2 separate regions of the Mus musculus genome follow, and region 2 is linked to region 1. A link is a loop called in an ENCODE intact Hi-C map of the cell type or tissue named here. Cell type or tissue: heart. All regions are shown on one strand. Each heading gives the region's core, and the rest is flanking DNA. Links, peaks and the distances in the headings are about the cores only.

The links. Peaks named below come from ENCODE experiments on the same cell type or tissue, not always from the same donor. Only the 100,000 strongest peaks of a DNase experiment are listed, where the experiment ranks them.
Region 2: it touches region 1 in a loop (2.3-fold over the local background); 5 of 42 quality-filtered maps call a loop at or near these places.

What each region holds. Positions count from the first base shown.
Region 1 is chr7:29,448,150-29,460,167 of GRCm38, forward strand. All of the region lies in intron 2 of Sipa1l3 (signal-induced proliferation-associated 1 like 3), which reads right to left. Among named protein-coding and RNA genes, the nearest start is that of Sipa1l3, 51 kb to the right of the region's middle. In heart, for the core only: no CTCF peak of the experiment used is centred there; DNase peaks (open chromatin) are centred at 5,322 and 9,882; H3K4me3 peaks cover 414 bases; H3K27ac peaks cover 1,523 bases; H3K27me3 peaks cover 7,801 bases.
Region 2 is chr7:29,376,964-29,388,981 of GRCm38, forward strand. Sipa1l3 (signal-induced proliferation-associated 1 like 3) reads right to left here. Exons shown (of 23, transcript NM_001081028.1): 6 at 11,000-11,188; 7 at 10,190-10,364; 8 at 9,093-9,196; 9 at 6,233-6,390; 10 at 533-1,109. Among named protein-coding and RNA genes, the nearest start is that of Dpf1, 75 kb to the left of the region's middle. In heart, for the core only: a CTCF peak has its summit at 6,469 (motif pointing right); a DNase peak (open chromatin) is centred at 6,468; H3K27me3 peaks cover 5,905 bases.

The DNA.
Region 1 (12,018 bases), core at 2,050-10,049:
GTACCATCTTTGATGTTGGCTTGTGTGCTCCTTCCCTGGCTGGGCAATGGAGCGTGATCATGTCCCCTCCGGTGTAACCTGTGTCCGCAGGCCCTCAGAATCTGGGCCACACAGATTATTTCTTACTCCATCTGTGTTCCAACTGAGGGCACAGTGATGTGTTTAAGGTCTGCTCGGCTGGCTAGCGGGTCACGGGGCTGGGACACTGGCTTGGGCTCCTGCTGCTGTGCTGTGCCCCCCATCTGGGCCCTCCTTCGGAGCCCACAGACTTCGGCTTCCCTACTGTGATGGTTACTCTTGGTTGTCAGCTCGACTACATCTGGAATGAACTAAAACCCAGATGCCTGGGCCCGCCTATGAGGGAGTGTTTTCTTAAAAGTGGGAAAATCCACTTCTAATCCAGACCTTCCAGGTGAGAAGATTCACTTAATCTGGTGGCAGCCTGTCTGAAGGACACGAGGAAGGAAGCTGGCTCTGTCTTTGCCTGCTTGCTCTTGTTCTCACTGGCAGGTCTTCTCTTTCAATGGCGTTACAGCCTACTTCTTTGGGGTTCCAGGGTATGCCCTCCAGGCTCGTGGACTGAGCAATGACTGGATTCTATGCTCATTCTATCAGTTCTGCTCTTCTAGAGAACACTGACTAACACGCTCAAGAACTTGGCCATGATGCCGCTCACACCCGAGTACACCGTGAGCAGCTAATGGGATGGGGAGAGGTGAGGAGTGGGGTTCAGGATATCAGGAAGAGGCAGTTTTAAGGACAGAAACTCAGGGCCTGGACTTGGGGTGGCAGAAATGCTACAAACAGAACCCCGGCTGATGGGGATTGTGGGAAGGAAAATGTGCCATGGGGAGGAGGAAGCCAGCAAACACTGTTGAGTGGGTGAGTTTCGGGAAGAACAACCCACACACAAAACTGGTAGATGTGGAAGACAAGCTTGGGCAGCTGGCAGACAGGGACTGGAGGGTGACTCTCCACTGTACAGTCAGAGGCTGCATCCCGACGTGGCAATGAAGAACCATGTGCACAACAGACCCTTAAAACCGCCATCACCTAATGTCAGCACTTGATATTGTGCCTGTGTTCACATAATGATAAAAAGCACCTAAACTTTTTCTCCTTTATCAAGCATGAAGTGATATAAAACTGTGCTAGGTGGGGTGGGGGGGGGAGGGCGTGGCTAAATGGTAGAGACCCTACCTGGAATCCACCAATGGAATGGTGCTGACCAGAGGAAGCCATGGTTACTGGTTTTGTGTGTGGGTTGTCCTTCCAGACAACTCACCCACCCAACAGTGTTTGCTGGCTCTCTTCTCTCCTCTGCCCTCCCCTCCCCTCCCCTCCACATTTTACTTGCCACAATCCCCATCAGCCACGGTTTTGTTTCCCGTGTAAGCTGCGCACCTGCCTATATTCTATCACTGGGAAGCTGGGGATACAGTAATAAACCCTTGTCTACCTTCACAAGGGTTTAGGTTTGCTCCCCAGCACTGCAAAAATACAAGAAAATATACAAATTCCACAGATAGATTTTAATTATCAATGCTTGAAAATATTAGGTACTCAACAAAAGGTTGGAATCATGGCTCTGGTACATATATAAAATGCACACTACACAACAAGCTGGTACTCAACTTGGAACCAACCAAAGCCTCATGATGGTTGGGTCTTGACTGCGGAGGCTCTACACTAGATGTGAGCCTTGGCCAAAAGACACTATCTAAGGCTGTGTCACCACCACCCAAGGGAGAAAAGACAGCAGTGAGACGGGGCTGGTAGGACACTGCTCTCCCCTTTCCTCAACTGTGAAATGGGGACAGAATCTATTATTGGTCTCTGAGGCTGGTTGTGTGGATCTAACGGAATGATACAGTGATTTAACATAGCAGCTAGCACTTATGACTCAGCGCATAAGGGTCCTCATCACTGTATGCTGCCGAGTGGGAATCACTTGAAGGTGGTGTATGAAAAGCTCCACTTACTGGGAATTAGCCATTCCAAAGGTAACTATGGGCTGGCAAGATGGCTCAGCAGCTCAGGGTGTTTGCCACCTAAGTCTAGTGACCTGAGTTTGATCTCCAGAATCCATGTAAAAGAGGAGGACAAAATTGACTCCACAAAGCTGTCCTCTAGTGGCCACATGTGTCCATATATGAGGGCAGGGTAGAAATAACGAAGTAAAACCAGAAGGTGGCCAGATGTAGTGACTCACACCTGGAATCCCAGCAGGAGGATCAGTACAGATCTGAGGCCAGCCCGGATCTGAGTCAGAGTGAGGCACTGAGAAGAACAGACACTCGAGCTGGAGGGATGCCACGGAGGTTAAGAGCACTTGCTGTCCTTCAGAGCACCGAGGTCCCAGCACCCACATCAGGCCACTCCCAACTACTACAGCTTCAAGGGACCTGAGGTCCTTCTGTGGCTTCCTTGGACACCACACTCATGTTGTGTACACACACACACACACACACACACACACACACACACACACACTTTAAAGCAGTGATTCTCAACCCTTCTAACGCTGTGACCCTTTAATAAAGTTCCTCATATGGTGGTGACCCCCAACCATAGAATTACTGTCATCGCTACCTTATAACTGTAATTTTGCTACTGTTAGGAGTCATAATTTAAGTATCTGTTTCCCCATAGTCTTAGGTGACCCCTGTGAAAGCATCATTTGATCCCCAAAGGGTTGCAACCCAAAGGCTAAGGAACATAAAAAGAAAGCAAAGGAAAAGGAAACTCATAAAGGTGATTGTTTTTATTATGTGACTGTCAGTGGTAAGATCAACCCTAATCCAAAAATTCTTCAACTCCCAAAAAGTGCTGAGAAGACACACGCGGACAATCCGATGCCTGACCTGAAGTCGCAGCCAACGCTGGCGTGCTTATGTTACATAAAACGGCTCCCAGGTTATTTGGATCAAGAGGTATTTCAAACAGAAGTGAATTTGGTGTTCACACTTGGTTTCCACTCAGAAGATAGCTCACATATATTCAGATATTCCAAAATCTGCAACATTTCTGGTCTCAAGCACTCTGGATAAAAGACCCTTGGGGGCTCAGAAAAAGCTCAGAGGTCAGCTTTACCTAGCATGCTCAAGGCTGTTTTCAAGCCAGGTACCGAAATTAACAAACAAACCAACCAACCAACCACTTTTAAAGGGGTATTCTACCTCTGTGATCATGTCGGTTCTCCCCACGTCCAAGTTAAAGTAAGGCACATCTTGGGAAACAGTTACGCCATTCACCAAAGGGGCTTGGACCTTGCCTTTAGGGGGCTGACGTTACAGAGGTGGGGTCCTGACGATGCAGGTTTCATAGCTCAGAGAAGAGGCTGGGCTGCGGGGGAGGGGGAAGCAGGCCCTTTGGAGTGCTGTGTGAGGGGGATCTAAAGGAGGCGTTGGCATTAGTCTGGTCAGAGGACTAAGGGAAGGAGAACCCATGGACAAAAAGGAGTGGCCCAGGAAGAGAAAGTAAACGTCACGCATAGGACAGCAGAGGGTCAGGATGCAGAGGGCAGGTGCAGAGTCCTACAGGACTGGGCTAGGATGGGTGGTGGGCAGAGGTCACAGCAAACTAGGCTTGGTGGGCCACAGTGCAGCGATGACCTGCCCACAAGAGGTCACTTCTAGAATCTGAGAAATGAATGGGTCACTCTCAGCCTGCAGCAGAGCATCTGTGAATCAAAGCTGTAGGGTGACTGCAGTCAAGAAGTGTGACCCAGCATCTGTCCTTCAGAGTACTGCTCACATGATCCCGGGTCACGGGGCCTATAAAGAGGACAGAGCAGGCAAGCCTACAGGAGACGTCAGGGGCTATGCCCTCGATGGAAAGCACTCACTTTAGCCGAGCCTACTGTACACTACAGCTCACGCCTCGGCCCCAGACAGTCCACGGAGAGACACCTTCAGGTCCTCAGGTTATTCTGGGTACTGTCTGAGAACGACTCTCCGGAAGGAAGGCTGATGCAAGGTGTGTGCAGCTTGTAGATGGCCAGGCCTCCTCTGCAGTACCAGGAAAGGCAGGAAGCAAGTCTTCCTGGGGGACAGTGAGTAACACAGAGATGCGGGGAGGGCTCCGTGAGGAAGAGCATACTCATGTTCTGATCCCAAGGCATTTGGGGATGCCCCCCAGCATCTGGGTTCAGGATGGGCTCTATTATCACAGCCACACCCCCTCTAGCTACCGTGATTGTTTCTAGGAAAGCCATACCAGCAACACGCGCCATCAGACATACCACCAACACGCGCCATCAGACATACCAGCAACACATGTCATCAGAGAGGAGCTCAGAAGCTCTGCATCACAGCGGACAGATAACTAACCTCTTAGGACAGGGACAGGGTCATACAACTCCAGCCTCTTGGGAGGCCAGGGTGGTAGGCAATGCTGAAATAATTGGTTCCTCTGAACCAATGAAGGCATAGAAACAAAGTAGGTCACTGGGAACAGTCCCGCCTTCCTGACTAACCACCACAGACACTGGCTCCGCCTCTGGGTTTCTGGAGTACATCCTCACCTTCACTCATTTGTTCGAGGTCTGGTTGCTACTTTTTACCTGCAACCAAGGAACTGCCTGCCTGGTCCATAGACTTTTCTGAGGCCCAGCTCTGGTTCTCTGAGCCACATCAGCATCTTCTGGTTAAATCCCCTCCTTTTGCCTAAACGGCTGCTGTGGAGAAATCTGGCCAACAACTTAGCTTACCCCCTGCTGCAGCTTCCCCAGCTGTAAAATAGGGAAATTATAAACACTTGATCAAATTGTTAAAAGGATTAAAAATTATTTAAAGATGCCTGAGCACACTTGAGCTCAGTCATGTGTGTGCCACACGACATTTTAGCATAGATCATGGTGGCCCCGTGAGATTGTGCTGCCTGAAGCCTCCACAGCCATCTCGTGTGACGACAGTGGACAATGCTGGTTAGCAGAACAAAATTATTCTACAATGAACAGTTTCAGTCCAAGGGAGCAGGGAGCCACGGACCTCCCTCATCTTGGTGGCAGTTCCTTTGTTTAGGTCAGAGAGCCCTTTCTTCTCTGTGGCCAAGAACAGTGAGCACAGTTTCCGCCAGAAGGGTGACAAATCAGCCTTGGTGGGGGGTCTGAATAAAACGCCGGCCATTGGCTTCCCCAGGAGCAGGGTGGTAGAGGAAGCTCTCATGAGCTCATGTCTCCATCAGACACAAGCTGGACTCTAGTGTTTCCAAGCACAGGCAGAGGCTTGCTGGCACCATCCTGAAAGACAGCATGCTGGGACGGAGAGAAACTGTGACACGGCAGGTTCTACAACTGCCTCTGGCTGGAGGAGGCTCTCCCGCTGGATTCTAGCCACATCCGCCCTCAGGCAGCTACAAGGCAGCAGGAAAAAGGGACCCCGCCACGTCTGTATTTACAGCTGGGAACTGGCACCAGCATGGGAAACTCGCAAATAAACTCAGTCAGGAAGTGAGAGGTGGAGGGTGCTTCCATGGCAACGCCCATCTGGAGATTCCGGACCACAGCTGGAAGCGCTCAGGGGAGAGAGATGGACATAGCACTCCTTCTTCTGGTTTGCACCGGACTTTGATACATATGTTACTCTTCCTAGGGCAGCCTCTGTGAGCCTCTTCTTGTTCTACAGCTCAAAAGGCCCACTCACTGTCTGAACACTTCTGCAGATGGCTGCATGTTTCTGGTCTTTTCCTCCAGACTGTCTGCCTTGCTCATCACTCCTGACCTGGAAGAAGTGTCCAGCTGAAGAGGAACTGTCTTCTTCATGTTTACTGTTATTCATAGCACCAACTTACTCTCCACGGAGAATGAGCACAGCAGGGAACAGAATGCTTGCTACAGTAGTGAAGGTCACCCCCGTGTCACTTGACAAAATGAGATTCTTATCAACAAGCACAGTCGGGGAAAAATGGAAACCCGGACCCCCAGAATGAAGTTGAACCCTTATCCTACACCAGATGCAAAATGTAACTCAGAATGCACGTGAGATCCTGGTGTGAGAGCCGAACCCACAGAAGCCTTAGAAGACACAGGGAAAGGCTTCGTGGCTCTGAACCAGGCAGCAATTTCTCCATTACAATATCCAAAGCACAGACAGCAACAATAACAAAAAAGACCCAACATATCTGAAAGTCGTTTGTGTATTAAAACACTATTCTACTGAATAGTGGGTAGAAAAGCTGCCATGGGATGGGAGAAAGTATCTGCAAGTCACCGATCTGGTGAGAGGTTAGGGCCAGCAAGAGGGCTCAGTGGGTGAAGGGTGCCATGTAAACCTAGCAACCTGAGTTCGATTCCCAGAACTCACCTAAAGGTGGAGGGAAGAAACAAGTCTACAGAATTGTCCTCTGACCAAGATTGAATAAAACTTTACTTGACAGATGTAATTGTCTCAAAGGCTTAGGGCTGAATAAGCTCACCCTTTCTAGTTCTTTCTGAACTCTGGTTCACTGGTTCAACTCAGCTGTTCTGGCTCAAACTGACTGATTCAATCTGGCGTCTCTCCGCTTCTCAATGAACTGTTCTGCTTAGTCTCAAACTAACTTGGCAGTTGTTTTAATTTTCTGGCTCTCTTATTCTCTGGCTTCGACTGCTTCTGCTGACCTGCACTGAACTGCATAGACTCAAAAACTCAGCTCCGCTGCACCGCACTGCACTCAGTGCTGAGACTCCCAACTGACTCTCCCTGCACGGCTCCTAAGTCGCCTCTCTTTCCTGTGCTGCTGTTGTGAGAGTTGGAGTATCCTATCTCTGACTCATTCTGTCAAATCTTTCTCTGCTTCGACCCTCAATTAGACATCCCTTTCAAACATGGCTGCTTCCGTCTACAAACTCACCTTATCTAACCTACATTGTTTAGGATTAAGGGTGTGCACTGAGGGCGGGCATGTCTGTATCCCGGCCAGGGGGATTAAAGGTGTGTCTGTATTCCAGCCAGATCACAGACCTAGGTCTCTGGATATGATCCCTTGCCAGAGCAGCCTTGTTGCGGATTAACATTCCTCTCCACAAAGGACTTGAATAGCCATGCAAACCAAATGGGAGACGCCCTCACAGTCTGTTAAATGGCTGCAACTGTAGGACATGCACTACTTTTTTTAAATGTAGGTGATGCACTTTAATCGTAGCTCTCAGGAGGAACCGTCTCAGGAGGGGCAGATCTAGTGTGAGTTCCAGTCCAGCCTTTTCTACATATCAACAGAGAACTGGGGAGGCTAGCTCTCTGTGTCCTGCTGGCATCCACGCCAGCTGCTGTGAGAAGGGGATGGCAGTGCCCTACAAAATTAACTGGAGAACTAAACTCAATCCAGCAATCCCACTGCTGTGCACATAACCCCACAGAGATTAAAGTGGGGAACTCGATGTGGTGGCACAGGAGGCAGGAGCATCAAGGGCATGTTTGCTACACAGAGAATCTGGGGGCCACCTCAAAAAAATCTAAGTGAAACAAAGGACTGGAGTGGAGAGGAGACTCAGCACTGGCTCATGCTTGTCATTCACTGCAGACAAGGGACAAGCGTCCATCTACAGATTAAAGAGGAAGGAAACTGATACCTGCCACATCATGGATAAACCTGATGACATCACTACATGAAGTACGGCAGGCACAGAGGGACAAACACCACACCACTGCACTCAGTGTGTGCACGGAGAGTGTTCAGTTTCACGCTGACAAGAGGGAAGGACAGCAGTTGCTGGGAACCTGAGGAACTGCTTGCTGTTTACAGGGACCTGGTCCAGTTTGGCAAGGTGGAAGTTACTCTTTAGATGGATGTGCCAGCGACTGGGCAGCAATATGAACGTACTTACTGCAACTAAGCAGCACAGTTAAGATAGTTAAAACAGTTGTTTGGAACAATTACACTCATTTATCAAGTAATACAATGGGATATACTATCTGAAAATTATACTCTTGAATGCTAGGTTACTATATATTTTGTAATATTTAAGGGGAACAGTTTTGTATGAATAAATGCACATATACAAACATACACACATGCTTATACACAAATGTATGTTGTAGAATAATCATAATTAAACTACATCTGAAATGGCATATTGATGTTATTTTATCATAATAAACAATTAAATTACTAAAACGTCACATAGGTATATTACACACACACAGTTCTGGAGCTCCACCATATGGGTGACATCCCATGGCATGAGGGATTTCTGAGTGACAATTTTATATGCCTGCTGAGAGGCAGTGGAGAAACAGACGCTGGGGGACACTGGACAGGAAACTGTGTCATACTCAGTGGGACTGTCACTAACCACCTCACAGCACAGCAGCTTTTTACCTTTGTGTACCTTTGTGTTCCAGTGCACGTGTGTGGGTGTGCGTGCAAATGTAGACCAGGTGACAACCTTGTGCTGTCACCCTCAGTCACTGTCCACCTGACTTTTTGAGACAGGTCTCTTGCTGAACCTGGAGCTAAGTTGGCTGGTGTGGGCAGCCAGTGAGCCCCAGCATGGGGCTCCAGGGGTGTCACTGAGCCATGGACAAAGATGTTGAGAACCTGAGGTTAGACCTTCATGTGTAACAAGAACTTCACCAACCCAGTCATCTTCCCAACCTATTTCTTGCCACTGCAAACTGGGCACAGTGGTTCGTGCCTCTAACTCCAGCACTCACTCAGGAGACTGAGGCATGAGGATCAAGCAGAGAGTTCAGGGCCAGCCTGGCAACAGGGTGAGACCTCAAAACAGACACAAAGTTCCAGTGAGACGCACACCTGCCATCCCAGAACTTAAGAGGCAGGGGCAGGAAGAGCAGAAGTCGGAAGTCACCCTCGGTTATACCACGTTTGAGGTCAGCCTGTGTGAGCAAGCCTGCACAGCTGTGTGAATGCGCATCCTATATGTGTCTCCAGAAGTCCAAGGAGAAAGAAGTGCGCTCATAACCTCCCACTGAAGGCCAGCGCTGTAAAGATGGTAGCTCACTGCCTTCCAGTCTTTCCCCGGAGGAAGCAGAAGTCTTTCACTCAGGCTTTCCCAGGAGATTTTAAATAAAGTGAAAAATAGCATTTGAACACATGATAAAAACATGTTAGGAGAAAAAAAAATCAAGATTGTATGTTTATATCTTTAAGTGGTAATAAATATTAAATCTATTTCTCCAAATGGGAGGCTCTGGAGGAGGATGAAGCTTCCTTTCCCAGAGTCTTTGCAGCTTAGTACAGGCTCAATGCACACAGCCAGTCAGATACAGTACTTGTGACGGACAACATTAATTATACACTTTTTTTTTTTTTGAAGTGTTGAGGTGGCTTCTTTATTCTCGGGATGGGACTGAGGCACATGTTCTGTTTTTGAGATAGAGTCTTAATCTGTCGCACGGGTTGTTCCAGAATGTCCTAGAGTAAATAGCTCAGGATGGCCTTGAACCTGATAACTCCCTTCTATCTCAGAGTCTAGAATACTAGAACTTGTGATCCACCATGGCTGGCTTAAAAGAGGTGAAGTTTAAATTTTAATTACCCTTTATTATTTCAGGAGGTGAGCATAACTATGATTTTATGGACAAAGATTTGAGGCACAAAGAGATCTAGTGACTTTCCTAATGTCACAGGACAATTAAGTGGTGATGCAGGGACTTGAACCCAGGACACCTGGCCCCATGTTCTCATTCCCCTGCTCTACAGTGCAGATGACCCTGCAGTTAGGACACCAATGACAAGCTTCAGGGCCAGGTTGCCAAGAGTTGCATCCCGACTATTCATCCTTCGCTGCAGACTCATTCTGTTTCCTAAAGGAAATGAGAGATTGCTGGAATTCAGCAAAAGCGAGACAGCGGAAGCTGCAGCTGACCACAGGCACACGTGGGTCTTCTGCAGGGCTGCTGGGGGAAAATTCCTAAGCGATGACCTTACAGCACAGACCAAAGGCCAGATCCTGGGTGGGTCACCCTCTGCTGCCTGGGACACACCCAGTACCAGATGAGGAGACTGAGCCTCCCTCATCTACCTTCCACAGCATGGGGGAGAAGAGAAGGAAGAGGATGGGAGCCAGTAGCTCACAGCCACTAATCCTCACCCAGGAGACTGAGGAGAAGCCGATGGCCACCAGTGTACATGCTGAGGACTGCTCATATATGTTCAGAGCATGACGGAGGCTCAGTCAGTCAGTTGTTCTTGCCACGTCACGCAGATCCTTGTGGGAAAGCAGACCTACCAGTGAGGGGAATCCTGGAAATTAACCACTGGGGAGTTTTGTCTCGCCTCCCAATCAGGAAGAGATGAGAAATCATGGAGGGAAAACTAAGATCATACCAAACGCTGAGCCAAAATCCTAACCAAGGGGAAGCACAGTGAGGGTCACAGACAAGACAGCGCCGTGCCTGACAATGACAGCCCAGACGACTTTTGTATAACTTACACTCTCCTCCAGTCTCTTTCTCTTTCTCCTTCCTGTGTTGTTGACACTCCACAGAACTAAGAAAAGGTGTAGCAAGCACCCATGTACACAAACCCTACTGTACAGCTGTCAGGACTGCGGCATTCGCTCCAGTTTCTCATTTCTCCTCACACTGAAATACTGTTTTACACAGGGTTTCTCAGTGTGGCCCTGGCTGTGCTGCGACTTATGTAGACCAGGCTGTCCTCCAATCCCTGGAGATCCACCTGCCTCTACCTTCTGAGTGTCGCGGTTTAAAGGAGTGCGCCACCATGACTGGCCTGAAACACTTATTAAGACAAGTCCCAGACACCGTGTTGCTCCAAAATTATGCACTCCAGTTTGCAACTCTGAAGAATATGGGCATTTTGAATGGGCATGGTGGCGTATGCCTGGAGTCCCAGCTGAAGCCAGAGAACTGCTGCGAGCCCAAGGCCAGTGTAAGCTACACAGCAACTCCCTCAGAAACAAAACAAAACAAAGCGCAGGCCAGGGAAAGAGAAGAAGGGGAGAGAGTTGGTTGGTTGGAAGGGGAGCAGGGTACACTGTGGGCATTGTCCAGTGTCCTGTGGTGTGAGGCTGGCTCTGTTCTCAATCACAGTGAGTATGAACAAGCACTCAGACCCAGGCCTGACAGACCCCAGAGCAGGGAAGTGGGTACCGTGGTGCTTGAGACGGAGCCATCCTTGCCTTTCTGGAAGGCCTCTTTGCAACGCAGATCCAAAAAAAGGTTAGCAGGCGCTGGGCTCTCCTGACTCAGATCTTCTGCTCCTGTACCTATCAGAGAAAGTCCTCTAAAGTCAACTACGTGCCCGGCAGTGCCCAGGGTTACCCAGCTCTTCCACACCTGAGCCTGGGCTTGACCTGAAGCAGGTGCTGGCACGATGCCAAGTGTGGCTTGCCAATCAGGTCATAGCCACAAGCTCCTGGGCTCCTGACTCTGATGGTGAACGTCTGCAGAGGGAACCCTCCCAACCCCCGAGGTAGGAAGAGGCAGTGACAGTTTCATCCCTGCAGCTGAATAGGGGAAATGATGGGGCCAAACGACACGCAGGTGTGTATTAGGGCATACACAGTGTGCCCATCCTCCTTCCTCCCCCAGCTTCCCCTCTGGAGCTAGGCATCCCTACTCCTTGGAGCTGGTAGAAAATGGGGTGGGTACCAACCATGGAGGAGATTGTCTTTAGCCTTAGCAGAGCCAAAACTCTTTGAGTTTGGGGCCAGCCTGGTCTACAGAGTGACTGACTAGGGGATACATGGTAAGACTTTCAAAAAAGGGGCTGGGGTCCGGGAGATGCTGGGCAAAGGTCACCAGGATTGAGTTACATAGGAGGAACAAGTTTAGAGGATGTAGCTGTATATCATGGGGACCACAGCTAAAAATGATGTAGTGTATAGGCTTGAGAATTGTCGAAAGTAGATTTTAGGCATCCTTATAACACAAAAACCAATCATGTGAAGTAATGTACATGTTAAATGGATTGAGCCACATTTACCAAAGCTCCATGCTGTTCCTCATAAACATCAACAGGGTTAGGGTGAGGCTCAGTCACAGAGTCCTTCAATCATCCCAAACTTCAATGTCGAAATGAAAATGGAAACTGTAAATCCTCTTTCCATTA
Region 2 (12,018 bases), core at 1,705-9,704, 72 kb before region 1:
ACTGAGCTCATGTCCTCTGCGAGAGGACAGTCTCAACCTCTGAGCCGCCTCTCCACCGCCGCACTCCCCCTGCCCAAACCTTTCCTTATATTTTAAGTCTCCCAGAGAAAAGCTCTCTCAGTTTCAGTACTGGGAATTGAACCTAGGGCCTTGTTAAATGCTCTCCCACTGAGCTTATACTTCCAGCTCCACTTAAACTTTCAGTGTAAGTTTAGATTTGCATGTCCTACCGACTTTCGGGGGCAATGAATATGTGTGTGTGTGTTTGTTTGTTTTGTCTTTCTGAGGTGAAGGGATGGGCAACCAGAGTCGTGTGTGTGTGTGTGTGTGTGTGTGAGAGAGAGAGAGAAAGAGAGAGAGAGGGGGAGAGAGAGAGAGAGAGAGAGAGAGAGAGAGAGTGAGTGTTAGAGTTTGATTGATTGATTCTTAGGGCATGTTATGCCTGACTGCCTGGGCCAGGTTAGGTACTACAATACTTCTGGAACCTTCTGCCAAACATGCAAGACACCCACTGCCGGGCCCACTTTCTTACCTTTAGCCTCTGGACAATGTCCCTGATGTCTTCCACAGAACCCTCTGCAGCCTGTAGAAAGATGTGGTCCCCTCGGCCATAGAAGATTTTTATTGTGGAGGAGTCTGGGGTCCAGCCAATGACGTCCCCACAGTAGCAGTTGAAGACCACCTCCTTGGTGCGCAGGTCCAGGAGCACGACAAACTCATTGGAAATGCCCAGAATGCAGTCAATCTCTGAGCCCTGGGCGTAGTCCTGAGCTGCCACCCGCCAGGCAATGGCCCCAGCACTGTGCTGTTCTGCTCCTGCCCGGGCCTTCGTCTTCTCCTTCTTCTTGGAGGTCAGGGAGATGAGGTTGAACTTGCCGGAGGAGTCAATGGGGGTGTTGGAGACACAGTTCTCAGCTAGGTCCTTCAGGTACTCCTGACGGGTCCTGGTGGCCATTGTATGGAATTTGTCGGATTTGTGAGCAGCGTTCTCAGCATTAATTACCTTGGCTAGCAAAAAGTCTCTGAAGACATCAGACTTGCGGAATGTGGTTCCGTTAGGGATTGGGGGGCCAAAGGGAGGCGCATCTTTGGATCGGGTCACAGCCATGCTGAGGAGAGAGAAACCATTTAGAGGAGGAAAAAAAATGCAACTCCTTAAAACCGACAGTATACATACTTGCAACTCCAGCACTTGGGAGGTGGATGAAGGATCAGGAGTTCAAGGTTGGCCTGGGCTCCTTATGACTGTCTCTAGCCAGGGTGATGGCAAGCTAGGTGTGGCCAGCCTGTCTACAGAGTGAATTCCAGGACAGCCAAGGCTACACAGGAAAACCCTGTTTTGACTACCCCAAACCAAAAAAAGAGAGACAAAGGAAGAAAGAAAGAGAGAGAGAGAGAGAGAGAGAGAGAGACAGAGAGACAGACAGACAGACAGATAGATAGATGTTTTTGTCTCCCTCCTGTCCGCCCTGCTGGAAATGGAACCATGTAGCTAGGCAAGTGTTCTGCTACTGAGCCATACCCCATTCCTCCATTCTTTTATGAATGAGCTAATTAATAAATTGCTAGTGATTTAGACTGGAAAGTTAAAGAACATGTTTTAATATATTATATATAACACACACACACACATACATACAGTGCTGCAGCTCAGACCTGGTGCTTATACATACAGAACAAGAGATTTACCACAGAGCTGCATCTTCAGCCATGCTTGGTTTTCTGAGACGGTCTCATTATGAAGCCCAGTTGACCTTGAACTTGAGACACCCCATCTCAACTTCCTGAGTGCTGGGATTACAGCTACAGGCGCCGGACTTCATTTACTCTTGTTTTATATAAACTATGAATCAGATTACAGTTTGGGAGAAAAAAAAAAACCCAACTGTCCGTCCTCTCTAATGTCCCAGTCAGATGCAAGCTTACTGCCCTTTCCCACTGATCATGTGATTCAGTTTGGGCAACGCCTTTACAATGAGGGCTTCAACTGTGTGAGTGTAGGAGGCATGGAGGGATGGAGGGGCCTGTACTCTATTCTCCTGAGCTGCAATGGGATGGCTAGGCCCCGGGGAGAGCCAACTGCTCCTAAGAGGGTGAGGAAAATCTGGGACAGGCTTGGACAGAAGCTGACTCAAAGGGAAGGGTCTTAGCCTATGGGTTGTGATCCCTTGGCAGGGTGGTGGTGGTAGTGAATGACTCTTTTTACAGAGGGCACATAACAGATTCCCTGCATACCATATATATATATATTACAATTCATAACAGTAGCAAAATTATAGTTAGGCTGTATTAAAGGGTCGCAGCAATAGGAAGGCTGAGAGCCGCTGGTCCAAGGCAGAGGTCAGAGCTGCTGTTCCTGTTTCATACCATCAGTGTCGGGCTAGCTGGCTGTGGAATACGTTCTGTGCAATTTAGTTTTTTTTTTTTAAATACTTACTTGATACTAATATACTTTGCAAATAATTATCAACAAAGATTTTTTAAAATCTGGAGCTAGTGTGGTGGCTCGTGCGTATAATCCAAAAACTCAGGAGGCTCAGGAATTCAAGGTCATCCTTAGCCGAATAGCATGCTGGAGGCCAACCTGGGATTTGTGAGACTGTTTCTCAAAAGAATAAGTAAAATAAATAAGTAGACTACAGATTACACAATACCCTATGCAACTCAAACACAGTACAATGCCTGTAGGCATTTGGTTGGCCTTTACAGTACCCTCCCGCATCCTGATAGGGAATGGTGTAACATTCACCCATCTGTTTGACAGGGGCTTCCTGGATGCTCCTCTCAGCTCTGTGGATACAGCGATTGTGGTCTTTCTACAACTGCTGACTGAGCACACATATGAACAGACACTGACAAAGACAGAGTGGTGGGCCAGGGCAGGATAGAGCTCCTGCTTTGGACAGTAGCGTCTGGGGGTGGGGGAGGAGGGTGGGGCTGAGGGAAGACACTGCAGACAGAAGGAACAGCATGTGGGACAGCCCAGGTGGAAAAGAACATGCAGGAGGAGGCAAGCCCAGGGTCAGAGCTCAGGCGACAGGGACATGCCACACATGGCCCTGGAGGTGTCTCACACTTCTCATCCATCACATTCTGGGAGAAGGAAGGCCTCTATACCTGGGGTCCCACAGGCTCAGGCTTCTAAGTGAGTTTGGCCAATGGGAGTCACTGGTAAGAGGAAAGATGCTGGTGGCCATTAAGAAATGGCAAAAGACAAGAACTAGAAGATGTGTGGCCATCAGGCCTCCTGATCCACTAGAGCTCAGCAGGAGCTTCCAGGACATGTGCAGTTATTAATTCAACTATTGTTTTTGTGGTGCCTGTAGTGGGGATCCCCAGGCCTCCAAGGTCCTCTGATGTGTTAGCTGGGCATGGTGGCACATGCCTGTAATTCTGCCACTTGTGAGGAGGTGAAAGAAGCAAGAGCCATCTTTGGACCCAGAGTTTGTGGCCAGCCTGGGCTACATGACCCATGAGTACATGTACACGCATGCACGGTGTGAGGGCGGGGCAGGCTGGCCTCTGTATTCTTCTTACAGCTGGGGGAGGCACTGAGAGTGGGTGACTTGGGATTGGCAAGGGTGTATCACTAACACTTTCTTTAAAAATCCAGAAAAGAGGAAATAGTGAAGCAAGGAAGGCAAAATGCTAACATCTGCTAAATCTGCTGGCGGGCACATGGGTGTCTGTTCCATTATTTTCTGCTCTTTTCAGAATGTTTAAAATATTGCACAATAAAAGTCTTTTAAAATTAAATTGTAAACCACCACCACCACCAAACCCAAAATGCCCATGAAGGGCTGTGTGTCAGGAAGAAGTCACCCTGGGGACCAAGCCTGAGTTTGTCGGGAGAGGTGGGAGGTGGGAGCAGGCTACTGGAGATACAAGGTAAGGGAGGAAGGCACAGAGATGGGGAGGAGCACTGAGTGCAGTGGCAGATCCCTATATTCCCTACATTTGGGTAACTGAAGCAGGAGGACCACATGTTTGAGGCCAGCCTGGGCTATATAGTTGAATTGCAGGCTAGCTTGTGCTAGATAGCAAAACTCTGTCTCAAAAAGCCAAGGGTGTGGCTAGGGCTATAGGTCAGAGGTACAGTACTTGCCTAGTATGAAAGAGGCCTGTGTCCAGGAGACAACATACACACACATGCACACCAAACAACCAACCCACTGTAGCCCCAAGCCCCAGAGAAATTCTGACACAGGGGTGCTTGGACATATTAAGCTGATCATGGTGGCTCAGGTTTATAATTCCAGTACATAGGAAGCTGAGGCAGGAGGATGACTATGGGTTTGAGGCCAGTCTGAGACCAGCATGGCTATGTGAAAGTGCTACAGAAACAATACAAAGCAAGCCCCAGAGATAAAACCCAACAATGGTTCAGTGGTGAAGTCTTGCCTGGCATGGACATGGCCTGCACTTGATCCCCCATCCTGTGCCACTCCCCTGCCAAAGTAAAAAGGACTGTGGAGGGAGGGGAGAAGGGCCACCTGGCTACCTGAACCTTCCTGCTGACCTCTGAGGCACAAGCAGGCTGCTTCCTCTTCTCTGGCACGTGCGAGCATCTGTCCTCTGTTACCTGGGCTACCTCTCAGATGCAGAGACAGTTCAGAGTCTAAGGTGCCAGCCAGCATCCTGCAACTGTGACAGTATGTTCCAGTAACAAGGGGGTGGCCTTGGGCCAGGGCAATGACTGATGGTGCTGGTCCCCGGCAGCCACTGGACAATGCGTCCCACACAGCAGCTCACATCAGTTGCATGCTGTTCAAACTATTAAAAACTGCCAGCTCCAGCAAGACCAAGGCTACCAGTGTACATGGGCAAGGGCCCTCACTCCCCCACTTCCACTGCAACCATTCCCTAGACAGCCTTCTGCTTGATTTGATGGCGACTGCAATGGGTGCAGACTCAAGGTGACTCAGTGCAGGCACTAGCAAACTGTCCCAAATGCCTGTCCTTGGAGGACAATGGGGAGCTGTCATCTATCTGGAACGCAAAGACCTCGGAGACTGCTGAGTGGAAGCCCCTAGGCTCTACAGCAGAGGCTCTAGCCAGCCAGCACCTGTGCTGACACGTGGAATACTACATGGCCTAGAGACGTAGAAGCAGCCCTCGGGGTGAAGACGGCCGAGCAGGGGGCCGATGCAGCTGCACGCCCACCCTCCTGGAGTCTTTGGATTTTACACCATGTTCAAACAATGGGAAGCAGTACACCTGCTCCAGTCCCCACAGTCGGGGCCTGGGTTGCTGGGTCAGTGTTTCAGAGGATCCAGCTCTATCCTGCTCCTAGTCTCCAATGGCTTCCTCTTCATCTTCTGGGGACAGCCACTAACGTGGGGAAGCCCTGCTGTTGCAGAGGGTAAGGAACTGGCTTGAGACCTGGGTTACCTGTCTGTGTGGAAACCAAAACCCTCAATCCAACATGCCTATCACCCCGACATTCATTCAGGAGGGTTTAGAGTTGGAAGACAGCCTGGGCTACAGAGTGACACTCTGTCCCCTCCTCAACAATACCTACAAGCAGGGCCCCCATGTAGGTGGTCCCTGGGGTCTGCTTCTAGGTTATCACCCCTGTAGCTCTCTGTTCTCACCGGGCCAGGCACTGAGCTCCCAGGGGCACCTGACTGCAGCCAGGCCAGAGGGCCTGCCTCCACAGAGTTTCTGCTCACGCCCCAGTGAGGTGTGGCTGCTTGCTTTCTCTCTTGCCCTCACTGAGGCAGGGTCTCCAGCAGTTCAGCTGGCCTTAAACTTGATAGACGGCCGAGAATGACCTTGAACTTCTGATTCCCCTGCCTCCCCCTTCCAAACACCGGAATTATAGGAATGCACCACTGTGCTTGGTTTATGTTACACTGGGCACCAAACTGAGGGCTCTGTGCATGCTAGGCCAGCTTTCTGTGAACTGAGCTACAACCCCAGCCCGATATCGATGTGTTTCCCTCTATAGCTGGGAAGACGTTAAACTGAGTGCCGCCAGAAGATGAAGCTCCCTTCAGGCTCAACGCCCGGCTGAGCCTTCCTGTGAGGTGCCCAAGAGCCCGCACAGACGAGCATATCTTCCTGTGAGCCAGGATGAGGCCGTTTCCCATTACTCAGAAAGTTCCAAAAATATAGGCCCTGATGGGAAGCAGGGGGCCAGGATGTGAGGTGAGGTGGGATCTGTGACTAGGTACAACCTCCTCAGCCTCTCAGGGCCTGGCTGTGGTGGCCGGGATGCTGGCAGCCGTACCTATAGCAGACATTCTCAGTGCAGGGGTTGTGGACTCGGACGATGATGAAGACGTGCTGGAAGTGCGAGCGGATGTTCTTAGGGGTGAAAGGTAAGGCGCCGGGCTCCTGGAAGATGATCGTCACGATGTCATTCCCTATGTGCCTCTTCCTCAGCAGCTGGAAGCAGAGAGGGAGGAGGGAAGGGTCACAGGTCAGCTCTAAGAATCCTACCCAGACTGCCTTGCTGGCTTCCCATGCCCACTACCAGCAGAGGGCGCATGTGAGCGCCGGAGTCAGGCCTAGTCCCTGGAAGCTCAGAGCCCTTCTGGCTCCTTCTCACTCCAGAGGAATGGACAAAGCCAAGAAGGCCCCACATGGGACCCCCCAGCCTCTGACACAGCCTGTTCTCCTCCCACACCTGCCCGGATGCTCTTCAAGCATTCCAGGAAAGCCTTCCTCTTGCAAACAGTGGGAATGGCTGTCCCTGCTGCTCCTTCCTCCTTGGAGGGATTTCTGTCACCCACAGCAAATCTGAGATCTGTCCTGCCCCAGCATGCCTTTCTTTGCCTTTTCCTATTCCTTATCTGATATTTATGCCCACATTTTGCACACAGAGGCTCTCCCTCCCTGTTCCTCATTTATCTCTTCCCATTCAGGTTGTCAGTGATGAGAAAATGGGACATTGTTTTGACTGTTGCCTGTATCAGTCCCTTAGTTCCTAGCAAAGATCTTGATAAACTGGAGTGCTTGGCAAATCATATTTACTGCAGGAGGACCCATGTGGGAGACCTTGGACCTGCGCAGGCCATATGGACAATGGCAGAATCTGACCAGGATGCACAGGTAGGGCCCATGCTAGGAGGCTCTCTCTCCTGCACTCCTGGGAGCCATGCCCCCTGCTTCCATCTCCAGAATGGGTGTCTTCATGGTATCTTCTTTATTCGACAAGACTACAACTGACATCCCCCACACCTTTTGTTCTTTTCTGGAGGGCAGGGAAGACAGGTCTCACACAGCCCAGGCTAGGACCCAGACTCAGTAAACAGCTCAGCATGATCTCTTACTTTTTTTTTTTTTTTAATTCATTATATGTAAGTACACTGTAGTTGTCTTCAGGCACTCCAGAAGAGGGAGTCAGATCTCGTTACGGATGGTTGTGAGCCACCATGTGGTTGCTGGGATTTGAACTCCAGACCTTTGGAAGAGCAGTCGGGTGCTCTTACCCACTGAGCCATCTCACCAGCCCGATCTCTTACTCTTGATCCAACAAAGGGAGCTGGTCACCACAGCTGAGTTCTGTTTTGTTCTTAACTATTTAATTTGAGACAGCTTTCCTAAATTGCCCAGACTGGCCTGAAACCACCAAACTGGGCAATCTCCTGCTTGAACTACTTTATCCAGCCTGCTAGTTCTTTTTCATTTGTTTATTCTGGAACAGGATCATCTATGTAGCTCTGACTATTCTGGAAGTCCTGCAGTAGACCACAGTCTAGAACTAGCAGAGATCCATTCACCTGCTTCTGTGACTCTAGTGTTGGGGTTAAAGGCATGTGCTGCCAAGTATAGCACCAAAGACTTTTAATTTTTTTATTTTTATGTGCATGTGTGTTTTGCCTGCATGCACATCTGTATACTATGTGTGTGCCAAGTGCCCTCAGAGGCCAGAAGAAGGTATCAGATCCCCTGGGACTGGAGTTAGACAGTTGTATGACACCACGTAGATGCTGGGAATTGAACCTGGGTCTTTTGGAACAGCAGCCAGTGCGCTTGAGCTCTGAGTTGTCACTCCAGCCCTGGGCCTGTTAGCTCTCTAGCTTTTATGCATCTGAACTGTACAAATGAAGTTACAAGAATTGCTTCCTGTGGCTGACCCCATATGAGGCCTACCTCCCAGTCATATCTTAAATTCGTGACCTTGCTGAACCTTCCCCAAACCCTGAGTGGCAGTGACTCATTTGACTGCTTTTCAAAGGATGGGAAAACTTGGTTCAGAGAAACTAAAAGTGACCTGCCTTCTGTCCTACAAGAATGAAGGCAAAAGGGTGGGACCCCAACTTGATTTTGATTTTGAATTTGCAGGACAAGTTTTCTGCAGTCCCTGGTACGCAGCAGCAGGCTCCTGCTTCCTAAAAGTATTGGCTGCCTGGTGCTCAGGGCCTGCGCATGGAAGCAAGTATCTTTTCTAGTACCCATGCAGCATCCATCAGGACCATGCTGCCCATGTGTGGAGGAAGGACCTGTGGCCTAGAGAGGTGCCTTCACTGTCCTGAGCTCACACAGCAAGCAGGGGCAAAGAGCTCAAACTTATGTTTAATTCTGATGCCGATGTTCTTGAGAGTGTGTTATTAGGATATCCTTAGGAAATGGCCTGTATTTTGACTAGTTTTGGCCTACTGAGACTATATTGTGATCTGTCCTAACAAATGAAAAAAAACAAAATCAAAACCACAACAACAACAACAACAACAAAAAACCTCCCAAAACCAAACAACAACAACAAAACAAAACCATAAACCTATGTTCTAAATTCTTAGCACTCTGGGTTCCTACCCACCAGAAAGTAGTCCCACTGTCCTGCTGGCTCAGTTGGCCTGCTGTGCCCAAGAGAGGGAGCTGTCACATCTGCAGTCTCCTGCAGCCCCCTGGCCATAGGTGTCTACTGTTATCTCCCAGCACCTGGCCCCTAAACCATTCACCCTTTCCAGGATGGCCACGTATTTCATTCAGGCCCAGTCGCTTTCCTCTGAATGGTGGGACAAGAGCACTGACTGTGGGGCGCATCTCCGCCATCCCTGGGCAGATGGCCTGGCTGATGGCCACCAGTCTTGAGAAGAGTGAAAGCTTAGGGACTAACTGTGCCCCAGCTGGGGACCACTGACCTGCTGCCTGTTGTTGGGAGTGTAAGGGAGCAAGGTGGAGACGTGGAACATGATCTCGTAGTCCTGGTACGTCGTGTAGAGGGAGTGGGTCCCCGTGGAGTCCGCTGGGATAGAAACAGCAGTTAGTACTACCATCCCTAAGCCTCTAGGTTCCTGGAGTATCCCACAGGCCATCTGTTAGCTTTTAACTCAAAGCCTTTACTTACATTCACTCTTTAAAAATGAAAGAAATATAAAAGAAATCTCCCATTATATAATTATTATTTTTTTAAAGGCAAAGTCTAGCAATGTAGTCCAGGCTGGCCTCAAATGCAGTCTTCCCGACTCAGCCTCCTGAGTGCTGGATCGCAGCATGAGTCACCATGCCAGAGTGTCTTCAGAGCTTACTGTCAGCCAGCAAACCCTCGCCAGCCTGCCACGCTCTTAAAATGCTTGGCACTTAAAAGGCGTCCTTTCGTACACATTCTCCTGAGGCTCTCTCCGTGTGACAGGTGGCCCTCACCGTCGTCCCTGCTCTGTAAATGTCACACAGTCCCGTGGAGCTCTGGGGTGCTCTCCAGGTGCCCGAGGCCATGCTTAAGCCTCACATCTGATGCCCATGGCACAGTGGCAGAGCCTATGCCTAGGAGCACGACCACCGAGACACACACAAGGGCTGACCTCCAACCTCCCCAGAACACATCCTGCTGCATTCCCCAGTGGGGGTGCTGTTCACCCTGACCTCCCACTGGCCCGCACCTTCACCTGGGTAGGCATCACCAGACCTGAGCAGGTCAGTCAGTCAAGCAGGGGTGGCTCCCTGACAGCTCAGTGGCCCCTACTTAACAGATTATGATGATGGTGGTGGTGGTGGCATTGAGGGTGGACTCTAGGGCCTGTTAGGGAGGCGCTCCATCCTGAAGCAGTACATGAGCCTCCCCCTGACCCCACTTATTATCTATCCATCCATCCATCTGTCCATCCATTATCAGCTATCTATTTTTTGAGACAAGGCCTTGCTATGTAGCCTTGGCTGACCTGGAATTCAATATGCAGACTAGGATGACCTCAGACTGAGAGATCTGCCTGCCGCTGCCCCCCAGGTGCTCCCCACTTACTCTTGACATCCAGCTGCGCGGCATACTTGGTGAAGCCCTTCAGACAGACCTTGTCGCCCAAGAGGTCCAGGAACTCCTCGAAGGCAGGGCCGGCTTCCTCGTTGTTGTACATCTCCTCCTCTGAGCTCTGGCCCGCCTTGCAGTACAGGATGCCGACCTTGTGCTTGCGGCACAGCTGTGTGGGGGAAGAGTGGAGCAGGTTCAAGGAGGGTCCAGGGAATGGGACATGGGGAGGAGTCCTGAGGGCCAGGCCCAGGAGCTGCTGGGACCACTTGGGAACTCAATGCACACAGCCTTTGGGGAAGGAACCCGTGTTGGGCGTGCCCCAGAGACTCGAGCGCAGGGAGGAGCACACTCTGTCATCTGTCTTTATACGGCTGTGCCAGTCTGCGGTATTCTTAAGGCAGAGCTGGGAGCTGGGACTGGCTTCCGACAGGAGAAGACTGGGTGTGAGATGAGCCTGTGCCAAAGCAAAACCTCAGCTACTCGGGGTCTGCACATATCTGGAAGTCCGAAGGCAATGCCAGGGGCTATGAACAGGCCAGATGGCAGTGAGTGGGTTTGTGTTCGTGCGTTGGCGCAGGTTCCCTCTCCCGCTCTCTCACAGAAACCTTGTGGTGTCAATCTCATTCCCAGGCTGTTTCTATGACACTGCTTTTGGTGCCCTTACAATGTGCTGAAGGCTCCCTCCTGTTGCTCAGTCTAGCTTAGTAGTGAATTTGCTACTTGTGAAACATAAACGTAGAGCTGGAGACAGGCGGGGCTGCGGGAGCGGGGCTGAAGGCGGGGGCTCCTCAGCCCCTGGCTTACCCCTTGCTCATCGAGCTTCAGCAGCTGCTCTGTGACTTTGGGAGTGTTGAGAGCCAGACGCAAGCAATGGATGTTGAGCTCTGGGATGACGTACTCCAGAGCATCCTTCAGGGGTAGGCCCCGCCCTGTCCCGTGCTTGGTGGCCGTAGGAGTGGCATCCTCGAGAATGGAGCCTCGAAGCGTGATGAGCTGCTCAAGAGAGAGAGGGGGTGGTTAGGGGTGTCTGGGGGCTCATAGACCCGTGTAGCTAGGCCTGCTGTTGTACTTCTGCAGTCCCAGGGGATTAAGAGATTGGAGGCTGAAGGGCTGGCAAGATAGTACAATGGGTAAAAGCACTGACTGCTCTTCCTGAGTTCAAATCCCAGCATCCACATGGTGGCTCACAACAATCTGTAATGAGATCTGACGCCCTCTTCTGGTGAGTCTGGGGGGAGCAGAGGTCCTAAAATTCAATTCCCAACAACCACATGAAGGCTCATAACCTATAGCTACAGCTACAGTGTACTCATATACAATAAATAAATAAATCTTTAAAAAGAGAGAGAGAGCCAGGCGTGGTGGCACATACCTTTAATCCCAGCACTTGGGAGGCAGAGGCAGTCAGATTTCTGAGTTCGAGGCCAGCCTGGTCTACAGAGTGAGTTCCAGGACAGCCAGGGCTACACAGAGAAACCCTGTCTCAAGGAGAGAGAGAGAGAGAGAGAGAGAGAGAGAGAGAGAGAGAGAGAGAGAGAGAGAGAGAGAGAGAGAGAGAAAGAGAGAGAAAGAGAGAGAGAGAGAGAGAGAGGAGGCTGAACATAGAGGATGAGCCAGGACTTGGATTTGTTATCTCTTTCCCGTGATTCTGACCAAGGAACCACACACAGGTCTCTGAGCCTCAACTTTCTCTTCTATGAAGGCAGGCAATCATAAATGAAGGGGGGACTGAGTGAGACAGCCCATCTTCCTTAGTTCAGTACACACACACTGGCTACTGCCTCCTGTGCCAATCCATTCTAAGCAAAAACCCTGGAGCACTG